Linked DNA regions of Homo sapiens: region 1 is linked to region 2. A link is a loop called in an ENCODE intact Hi-C map of the cell type or tissue named here. Cell type or tissue: endothelial cell of umbilical vein. All regions are shown on one strand. Links, peaks and the distances in the headings refer to the core of each region. The heading gives the core; the rest is flanking DNA. Region 1 overlaps PWWP2A (PWWP domain containing 2A). Region 2 has its middle 44 kb from the start of FABP6-AS1.

Evidence for each region. Hi-C counts contacts between places; a loop is a spot of excess contacts. Peaks named below come from ENCODE experiments on the same cell type or tissue, not always from the same donor. Only the 100,000 strongest peaks of a DNase experiment are listed, where the experiment ranks them.
Region 1: a loop joins it to region 2, with 5 times the contacts of the local background. A loop is called at or near these places in 8 of 110 quality-filtered maps.

The regions. Positions count from the first base shown.
Region 1 is chr5:160,086,903-160,092,285 of GRCh38, reverse strand. It overlaps PWWP2A (PWWP domain containing 2A), which reads left to right. Exons shown (of 2, transcript NM_001130864.2): 2 at 1-947. Among named protein-coding and RNA genes, the nearest start is that of PWWP2A, 30 kb to the left of the region's middle. In endothelial cell of umbilical vein, for the core only: no CTCF peak of the experiment used is centred there; no DNase peak of the experiment used is centred there; H3K27ac peaks cover 391 bases.
Region 2 is chr5:160,162,980-160,168,362 of GRCh38, reverse strand. No RefSeq gene overlaps it. Among named protein-coding and RNA genes, the nearest start is that of FABP6-AS1, 44 kb to the left of the region's middle. RefSeq lists enhancers at 1,072-1,672, 2,327-2,621, 2,874-3,473, 5,155-5,383 and a silencer at 2,327-2,621. In endothelial cell of umbilical vein, for the core only: no CTCF peak of the experiment used is centred there; DNase peaks (open chromatin) are centred at 2,482 and 3,022; H3K27ac peaks cover 2,552 bases.

The sequences.
Region 1 (5,383 bases), core at 121-5,120, 76 kb after region 2:
GAGAGAAGTTGCACTCAGTTGGCTGGCTTTTTAATACTTACCTTATAGCCATTTTTAGACTGAGAGCTTAAACTGAACATATAATCAAATTTTGTGTTAAGGAAGTGAGATTTTAGCAGTATTTTTCAGTTTTGAAGTTCGAAACCATCCCAAGGCATAGGAGCCATAGCCTCAACTGAAATTGAATTTTTGTAGGGACTGTTAATTGCCATTTGTACCTAATACTGTATATATACATATATATACGTGTGTGTGTGTGTATATATATATATCCGTGTATGTATATATACACACATATATATGTATATATACACATATATATATATGAAATACAGCCTGTCACTGTGTGACACAGATTGCATATTTGGGATTGCAATAAGGGCTTGGTGAGCTGGGGGAATAGTGGATATTTAATGACTACTTGTTTTTTAAATAATGAACACTTAGCCTTTCTATGCGCATAATGGTGTAAAAGTTAGATGGTTAGGTGTTTGACAAACAGATGGTTGCAATTCAGTTACAGACTGGGGAAATAGCCCAGTGTTTGGGATTAAAACTGTCAAGACTGGATAGGTGTTAGTCATCACTGTCTTTCGTCCAGTGGGGATTTAATAAATACTTTCAAGCTTCTGGTTTGGGAGTTTAGATAGGTTTGATTTTGGATTTGTAAATAGTGATTGCTAAATTTGGTCAGATTTCTCCTGACTGGCTGTTCCTAAATTCTTAGGATATGTCCCAGTAAAATTATACTTTGTGAATTAATTGTCATATGTGTAATTGTTGCATTTTGGATGTACCTAATTTGATAATTAAAACAAAATAATTTCCGTTTAAGGTATCTGTTTGCAGGTCAGAAAATGAGAAAATGTAATTGTGTAATGCTCTGAAATGTAAAAAAAAAAAAAAAAACCAAAAAAAAGCTGTAAATAAAATCAACTAAATCCAAATTATTTGTGTGTGTTTCTCAAAAAGCTTTGAAAAATTTCAAGATGGTAGAAAATTATTCTTTGTAAGAGTGTTTAGAAGAGATGAAAAATCAAACTTTTATTTTGCTATTTGCCCTATCAGGGAATATATTATCTGAGATAAGAAAACTTCAAATAATGAGAGATGAATCAGTATATTCTCAAAATAAGATTTTGTAGTATAGAGGTTTGATAATGCTTTTAGATTTGATATCCCCTTCCTGCCAATTTCTCATAAATGTGTGAATTTTAATTTTTAGTCTTAATATTTCATCACATGCTTCCTTTTTTTACATTCGGGTAATTACAACCGGTCTCTTCTGTTTGGTTTTCTGCCTCATGTATCACTGCTTTTGGGGCTAGTAACTTAGCTTACTATTTTTCTACATGGTCCATCTGTCCCTAAGATTTGATTTCTTATTTTCCATTTTTAGCTTTGTATTAGTAGTGAGAAATATATCTGATTGGCTGTGGAGGCAAGTTTATCTCAAGATTTTTAAAGTTGCTTTCATACTTTGTGTCTTAACTTTTGGATATCTAATTTCAATACTTTTAGAAATTTAAAATTTAGCAGTTTTTTGTGGATTTCTAAATCCAATTTGAAGTAGTTACTATGGAACTCATAATGAAAAGATTAATGGAGATTGAAAATCAATAGTCTTGTCAGCTTTCTTAAGGTTATTGACTGATTGCGAATTTTTGCAGAAGCAAGTAGAATTTCTTATGGGGAACTCACTCAATGCTTTTTGATTATAATAAACACACATTTTGAAAACATGTTTCACTTGAGTAGAACATATTCTTTCCTGCAAACAGAAACAACTATACTTAAAAAAAAAATTCTTTGAAATTCACAGTGTGGTTGAGAAGTTATAAGGAACTATCCTAAAAGATTTTCCAAGTATTTGTTTCAGATTAATGAACTTGTTCAATCAGGTGTTTTTAAAAGTTTGAAATCTAAAGTTCAGAAAGACTTAAAAGTCATCAAAATATGTAATTCCAAGGCTTTGTGTAATGATCTGGGTGAGTTTTAACAGTAGTTTGAAGTAGACATTACTGATATGGTCAAGTGCTTGGTAAATGTGCTGTTGTGGCATAAACCAAATTGGATTTGTTTCAGAAGCCATGGGGAAAGAGAAGAAAAAAAAAACATGATTGTTGAATATAAAAATAACAATCAGTTTTGTAGAACACACCTTTGAGGAAAAGGTTGAGCATATCACAAATGATATGCCAAATGACCCCTTCGTTTTAAACTGGCAGTCTGGCATATTTCATTTGCAGTTTCAGTAGGGAAGCAAGTTTTAAAGAATCTCTCTAATCTTAAATGTGTATTCTAAACTCTAATAGCTGAATATTAAAAACTTTTATTCCAATGGAAATGTCTTAGATAAATTTGTCCAGTATCTACTGCAGATGGAGATAGAGTTGAATTGGGTAGTTGTAGCCACTTTATATTTCTCTTTGAAATGATAAAAGGCACTTATTCTTGATATGGAGATAACAGAAGTGGGTATTTTTTCCCCTTGGAGTGGGAGTAAACTGGCTTAGACCAAATCTGCGGCTTAAGTAAGAGTCGTGGCTAAAACAAAGGATTGGCCAGGGGAGAAACCAAGTGAAGGAAGAGTTGTGAAAGCTAAGAATGTCTTTATTTCTGGAAATTCTCAGAAATGTAAAGCATCAGAGTATTTTTCCCTTTTTACTTTCTAGAATTTATAGACCAGGAAGCTGACTAATCATTTGGAAGGAACATCCATTCAACTCTCATTTACAGATGTGGAACCAAAGACCAAACAATTATCTGTGAGAGGCCAGGTGCGGTGGGTCATTCCCATATTCCTAGAAGTTTGGAAGGCCAAGGTGGGATGATTGCTTGAGGCCCGGAGTTCGAGACCACTCTGGGCAACATAGACCCCCGTCCCCGCTGCCATCTCTGCAGAAAAATAAAAACTTAGCTGGGCATGGTGGCGCACGCCTATAGTCCCAGCTATTCGCCTGTATCCTAGCTACTTGGGAGGCTAAGATGGCTTGAGGTCAGGAGTTGGAGGCTGCAGTGAGCTATGATCACACCACTGCACTCTGGTCTGGGCAAGAGTGAGACCCTGGCTCTGAAAAAAAACCCTATATATCAGTGTGATAGAGAAACTGGGATTCACTAGTCTGGAGCCTTTTTGCATAACGTGGTGGTGTGTCCCTAGATGGTTTTGATGGGGAAAAAAATCTGTAAATAGTAATTGTAGATTAGTACTAAGTTGAATAGGCAGGAATTTTGATGTGAAAACAGACTGGAGGCAAAGAACAGGGAACTGATACTAAAATCAACAAAATGAATATATCTTCACTAGTGAGCCTGAGTATCTAAATTGCAACATATTAAATTGAGTTACACTCCTATTTAAGCAGGTTGTACTTTTCTAAAAATTGCTTATGTTTAAAAGGTCACAAGTCTAGAATAACTGAATTGGGAATTGGAAATACCTTAAGTCTATAATTTGTATCTAAAATTAGGTTTTCCCTTTTAAGTTGTTAATTTTCTATGGTTTGTGCTGCATGCTTTCACTTTTATTAGTACTTACAGCCAAAGAGATGGGCAAATGTCTAGAAAAATTAATGTTTTGATTCAGGAATTTGTGCCTAGTGATGGCCTCCAATAGGGAATTTTCCAGAGAGAATGAAGACTCAGTTTCTAAGTTGGGGCAAATTTAGTTTTTGTTTTGGTATTCTTCTTATATTACAGCTATTAAAACAATCTCTTAAAAAATGCCGGATATGGCTGGGCACGGTAGCTCATGCCTGTAATCCCAGCACTTAGGGAGGCTGAGGCAGGTGGATCACCTGAGGTCAGGAGTTCGAGACCAGCCTGGCCAACATGGCGAAACCCCCGTCTCTATTAAACCCTGTCTCTTCTAAAAACACAAAAATTAGCTGCGCATGGTGGCATACGCCTGTAATCCCAGCTACTCGAGAGGCTGAGTCAGGAGAATTGCTTGAACTCGAGAGGCTGAGTCAGGAGAATTGCTTGAACCCGGGAGGCGGAGGTTGCACTCCAGCCTGGGTGACAGAGTGAGACTCTCCCAAAAAACAAAACAAAACAAAAAACATGCCGGACATAAGGGAATTCAGAAATAGGATGCCATGCCAATTTCGAGGAGAAAATAAAATGGCGAGTGTGCATTAGTTACTTTTACCTGGTTCTGATTTAGTTAATAGGCCCTTCATATTCCAAATTTACAGTTTGTGTAGATTTACTGTATTCCTTCATTCAACAAAAGAACAGGATTAAAAAATGAAAGCATTAGCTAATAGTAATATGCTTTGTTGTGCTATTTTTGAACGAAGGAATAGGAAGTTTAAAGTCACAGTGATATAGCTGATCTGTATATTTTTAGTTTTCCAGGGTATTTTGGTGTCTTTACCATGGATAATTGACACTAATATAAGATAAACAACTCTTTGTCTTATCTTTACTCAAGTAAGAGACCTAACGTTTATAGATCCAAACAGGATTTTTGTTTTCCTTTCCTTGTGGCATGTATGGAAATCACTTTCTCCTTGTTATATTAATGGAGCACTGTGATTTTTTTGTGTGGTATTTAAAAAATTGTAGTTAAATAGATGTAAAATTTATCATCTTAATCATTTTTAATTATACAGTTCTGTGGCATTAAATACATTCACAGTGTTGTTCAACCATCACCACCTTCCATCTGTAATTTAGTTTTGATAGAAATTTTTTAAATTAGGATGGCACTTGCTAGAAGGTGTTGGAAATTAAGTTACAAGAGTGTTTTTCTTGGTCAGTGGTGTGATTGGAATATGCTGCTGGCATTACCCCACTTCCAGGATTCCTTCCTGATCAACCTGTAGTCCTATACAAGGAAATAACTGTAGCTTACAATGCTAATTGGTGCCCCAGCCCCTCCTTTTTTTTTTTTTTTTTTGAGATAGGGTCACACTCTGTCACCCAGGCTGGAATGCAGTGGCGAGATCACAGCCTAGACTTCCTGGGGTCAAGCAGTTCTCCCACCTCAAGCCCCCTGCCCCTACCATAGCTGGGACTACTGGTGTATGTCACCATGCCTGGCTAATTTTTAAAAAATGTTTAGTAGAGACAAAGTCTCCCTTTGTTGCCCAGGCTGCTATCAAACTCCTGGGCTCAAGTGATCCTCTCGTCTTGGCCCCCAACAAAGTGCTAGGATTATAGGCATGAGCCACCGTGCTCGGCCAGTGTCTCCATTTTTAAGAACTGTAACTGCCAAATTTTTAGGTGAATTAGTGTGACTGCACTTACCTAGAAGTTAGTTGGTTTTGGTTAAAACTGTTCCCTTCCAGTAACATAAACTTTTATATCAAGGCATATTTGTTTTCCATTAACTGTACTGACATAAAAAGTGGAAAAAGCAAGTAAATTTCAAAAA
Region 2 (5,383 bases), core at 232-5,231:
ATAGGCTCTGCAGAGCTGAAGGACATGCATGGGAAAAAGGGGTATCTAGGAGGAATTGGGGAGCGGGAGAAGAGAATGAAGATTTTTGCAAAGTATCGCTGGGCCCTGCCTTTAGTGGCCTACAGTAATTTCCAATAGGGAAAGGTCCAAGTGCCCACTGTGGGCATGGAGCTCACCAATACGTATGCTCAGAGGCTCTGCTGTACCCCTTGGCTTGGAACCCTGACTGGGGATCCACCAGCTTGTTTTCTACTCTTTGGACATGAGTCAGGCTTTGCCCGGGGCTCAGGTTTGGGACTGAGCTGTGTTGCTTGCTGTCTGTATGTTCTTACATGTAGGAAGCAGCCCTCATCAAAACCAGCTTGTCAAACAGCATGCCAGCCACCCTGTTCCCTAATAGGGAATCTCTACCCACACCAACTCTACCCCAGCTAATTCCTCTTACAAGCCACAGCCTCTCCCATCCCTTGGATTTGGCACCTCATATTGCTCCTTTGCTTGCCCGGAAAGCTCTTCTTCTACCCTCTCTCCTGCCTGACTCCTCATCCTGTGGAATTCAGCTCAAAGGTCACTTCTTTCATGAAGCACCTATGTCATGCCTACTGCCTCCCCCTGGTCTACAGGCTGCTTCTCGGTACTTACCTCTAATATAGCACTAATCACTTTCTGATGAAATTTTTTTTACTGGTCTGTTTTCCTCACCAAAATCTAAGATCTCTGAGGATAAGAACTTCATCTTTGAAAACAGTTGGTGTTCCATACATTTGCATTGAATTGACAGATGAATGAAGGACACTACTAGGACCCATGGCATTCTCTTTGCGGGTTTGTGCTCTAGAAATCAAGTTTCCCTAGGGTATATGCTGTTGTCAGAGGCATTCAAACCAGAGCGACTCCATCTTGAACAGGAGCTGAGTAAAATAATGCTGAGACCTACTGGGCTGCATTCCCAAAAAGTTAAGGCATCCTTAGTCACGCGTTGATGAGATAGGAGGTCGGCACAAGATACAGGTCATAAAAGACCTTGCTGATAAAACAGGTTGCAGTAAAGACACCGGCCAAAACTCAACAAAACCAAGATGGTCATGAAAGTGACCTCTGGTCATCCTCACCACTCATTATACACTAATTACAATGCAGTAGCATGCTAAAAGACACTCCCACCAGTGCCACGACAGTTTACAAATGCCACGGCAACATCAGGAAGTTACCCTATATGGTCTAAAAGAGGGGGAACCCTCAGCTCCGGAAATTGCCCACCCCTTTCCTGAAAAATCATGAATAATTCACCCCCTGTTTAGCATATAATCAAGCAATAAGTATCCTTAGTCCAGCAGCCCAAGCTGCTGCTCTGCCTATGGAGTAGCCGTTCTTTTATTCCTTTATTTCCTTAATAAACTTGCTTTCACTTTATGGACTCTCCCCAAACTCTTTGTTGTGTGAGGTCCAAGAACCCTCTCTTGAGTTCTGTATCAGGACCCCCTTTTCCGATAACACCGGGGGTGCTGACAGGGCAGAAATGCAGCCAGGATCCTTGAGATTTCATTGGCAAATCCCTCCAATTCCAAGCAATCAGGGTGGGTTTTAAAGGGCCCCAGGTTCTTTGCTGGCTTCTTTCTGCCTTGAAGAAAATGAAGTAGAATTTAGTTCTTAGGTAAATCATAGACTTGTGTAGAATGTTGGAGTCATGGAAGCTTAGATGAGCAGGTGGAGACGGGGCAGGGAAAAGTTTTCCTCTACCTTGTTAGGATAATGACTGGGGGCCTGCAAATTAAACTGACAAAAGACAGATTAGCATGAGAAGAGACGGATTTAATCATTTAATCTTATCCTTAAAGGAATTCACACAAAAATGTGACTCAGGAAGGCATTAGAATTGGGAGTTTATATACCATCTTAATAGAGGAAGGAAAAGGGAGAAGGGCACTTACAGGAACACGTGACTTTTAGGAAAGAGAGATGGGCCCTTAGGAGAATAGATGGGAGATATGATAATTTTGTGACAGTCTGTTTAGGTGTGGTGACTTCTAGCCTTCAGAGATAACAGTCAATCTTCCCTGATTGCTCTGGGAGGGGATTTATAATTGAGTTCTTTTGGGAGGCTCTACTTTTAGGCAGATCAAAGATTTCAGGAACTCAAATCCCTTCTGCTCATAATAATTTTTATGCCATGGCAGCATATTCTAGACCCCTTCACTGAAAAGTCCAGGGATTAGATACCAACTACATCATTTAAAGCTGGATCTAGGAGCTCAAACCATTTCATCAAGTCTCAGTTATTTTTCTGTCTCTTACACATGTCAATTAATCAATCTGTTGTCCTCTCCCTCCCTCTCTATGCTGTCTTTCTCTGTGATGGCTTCATTCTCTGGCAAGCTCCTCCCATGTCAGGACCAGATGGCCCCCAGCACCTCCAGATATGCATCAAGCCAATTGCTGTCAATTTTACTTTTCCCAAGAGTTCCAGCAAAATCCCTTGGATTGGGTTTCACTGGATCCAGCAGAAGAAGAAGTCTGCTGATTGGCCAGGCCGGGCACACATGCCCACCCTCAAGCTGGGAGGGTGGAAAAGCAAAGTCAGCCTCACCCAAACCGCATGGACTGAGTGGAGGCGGGGTGGTTTCCCGGAGGATAACTAGGGTGCTGCTAACAGAAGGAGCAGAGTGGATGCTCGGCAAGGGAAAACCACAGATGTCCTCTGTACAGAGTGACTCTACAGTGTAAGAAAAGCTGAATCACAGAGTCATGGGATCACAGAGTCTCAGGAGACCCCTTCAAAGTGGGCTCCTCCAGTTCTTTCTGTGGCAGCTGCTTGCCCGGTGCCTCAGGGAGCCCCATGCTGTCCCTGACTGATGCCTGAGTGCTGGGCAGCCTGGGGAATCGGGGCGAGGGTCCCCCTGGCATTCCCCCCTCCTTCCTCACTGCTCTTCTGCTGGAAGATTCTGGGTCACAGCTGCCCACCAGGCGCCTTGTTTATGCTCCTTCCCAGCGAGCTCTGGGTTCTGGCCATCTGCCAGGCTGGCTGCCAGCCACACTGACCACAGACTACATTCTCTCTCCCTGACACACAGGCCCAGTCGGAAGGACATCCGGGGCTCCTCCAGGGATAGCAGCAGGCCAGGGCACAGAGAGCGGTCCTCTTGGAGGCCGAGGCCTCAGGCCTCTTCTAGACTAGGATAGTGGTCTCCCCTCTCACCTTCCACCAGAGCCACAGCCACGCCTCTCCAGCAACACACTGGAGCATGCAGTTCAGATCTGCTCAGACACTCTTAAGGCTTGGGCCATTACGTTTCTCCCAAGTGAGAGCCAGCAGCAAGAGGAAAAGAAGGGTTAACCTAAACAGAGCCTTACTGAGTAGAAAGGCCAGACCTTCTTCCTCTCCCCGCAACTGGGTCTCAAAGAGATTCCCCAGTGACTCCTGCTATCCCTTCTTCTTTTCCTCCTTCCCTGTTCACTGCTCTCTCCATAGAACATTCCAGCAGAAAGACAGCTTTAAAAACACCTAATCTGGGATAGCTCAGTGGCTCACGTCTGTAATGCCAGCCTTTTGGGAGGCTGAGGTGGGCGGATCGCTTGAGCCCACAAGCTCAAGGTATGCCTGGGCAACATAGGGAGACCCTGCCTCTACAGATAATTTTTTAAAAAATTAGCCAGGCCAGGTGGCACAGACTTGTGGTCCCAGCTACTCAAGAAGCTGAGGCAGGAGGATCACCTGAGCCTGGGAGGTTGAGGCTACAGTAAGTCATTATCGCACTAGTGCACTCCAGCCTGAGTGACAGAGGAGACCCTGTCTCAAAAGAAAAGAAAAAAAAAAAAGCCCGGACACGGTGGCTTACACCTGTAATCCCAGCGCTTTGGGAGGCTGAGGTGGGTAGACCACGACGTCAGGAGATTAAGACCAGCCTGGCCAAGATGGTGAAACCCCATCTCTACTAAAAATGCAAAAAATTAGCCAGGCATGGTGGTAGGTGCCTGTAATACCAGGTACTCGGGAGACTGAGGCAGAGAATTGCTTGAACCCGGGAGGCAGAGGTTGCAGTGAGCCTAGATCTCGCCACTGCACTCCAGCCTGGGCTACAGATGGAGACTCTGTCTCAAAAACAAAACAAAACAACACAAACAAACAAAAAACCCACCTAATCTGGAGATGGCAGGCTGGCAGCTCACAGTCCAGAATACGTTGTACTTGGCCCTCCTACTTTTTAAGAAAAATTTGAGCCAAAGTTTTAATAATCGGGAAATTTCAAATAAAAATTGATGTGTTCAATTTCTCTAGAAAGTGTGTGAGATCTGCTAACATTGGGCATCCATGTCCACATGGCACCAATCAGCATATGCTGAGTGCCAGTTGCCCTAAAGACAGAGTGGGCATCCTACATGTTCCCCATAGACAGTCAGCAGGCCCCTCTTATTCCCCTCCACTGAGACCAAGTGCCAGTTGTCATTTTCCTTCACTCCTTTTTTTTTTTTTTTTTTGAGACTCAGTCTTGCTCTGTCACCCAGGCTGGAGTACAGTGGGGCAATCTCAGCCTGCTGCAACCTCGGCTTCCCAGGTTCAAGTGATTCTCTTGCCTCAGCCTCCTGAGTATCTGGGATTACAGGTACATGCCATCATGCCTGGCTAATTTTTGTATTTTTAATAGAGATGGGGTTTCACCATGTTGGCCAGGCTGGTCTCAAACTCCTGACCTTAAGTGATCCACCTGCCTTGGCCTCCCAAAGTGCTGGGATTACAGGTGTGAGCCACCACGCCCCGCCATCATTTTCCTTCACTCTTGCATTTTTTTTTTAATTACTTTAGATAGTCTGCCTCTACGGATTCATCAGAAATAGGAAACGAGACTGAGAGTGTGGCATGTTTCAAGGAAATCAGAAGAGAACCTACGTGTTTATAGAGGAAATGAATATTCCTAGACGTTTCTATTATTGGCATGACCCCAGTGTAAGCATTTGCATTTGTAACCCCAATCTCATCAACCGCCTGCTAGTTTGCAGTAGGACTCATCTAGGCCCAGAAAGGTATATCCAGTCCCTTGGCCAAGGCTGGGCTGAGTCAGAAAAAAGGGGATGTAAAGGGGGTTTGGGGTTCCCTCCATCCACACCTGCTCTCAGCATAAATGAAGACATCTTTTCAGAAGCAACATCACCGTCATCTCCATGCCTCTCACTTTAAGGGGGAAGTTAGCCAGGCTTGGTGGCACATGCCTGTAGTCCCAGCTACTCAGAAGGCTAAGATGAGAGGGTTGCCGGAGCCCAGAAGTTCGAGTCCTGCCTGGGCAACATAGTGAGATCCCATCTCTAAAAAAATTTTAAAAAGAGGGAGCCAGCCGGGCATGGCAGCTCACGCCTGTAATCCCAGCACGTTGGGAGACTGAGGTGGGTG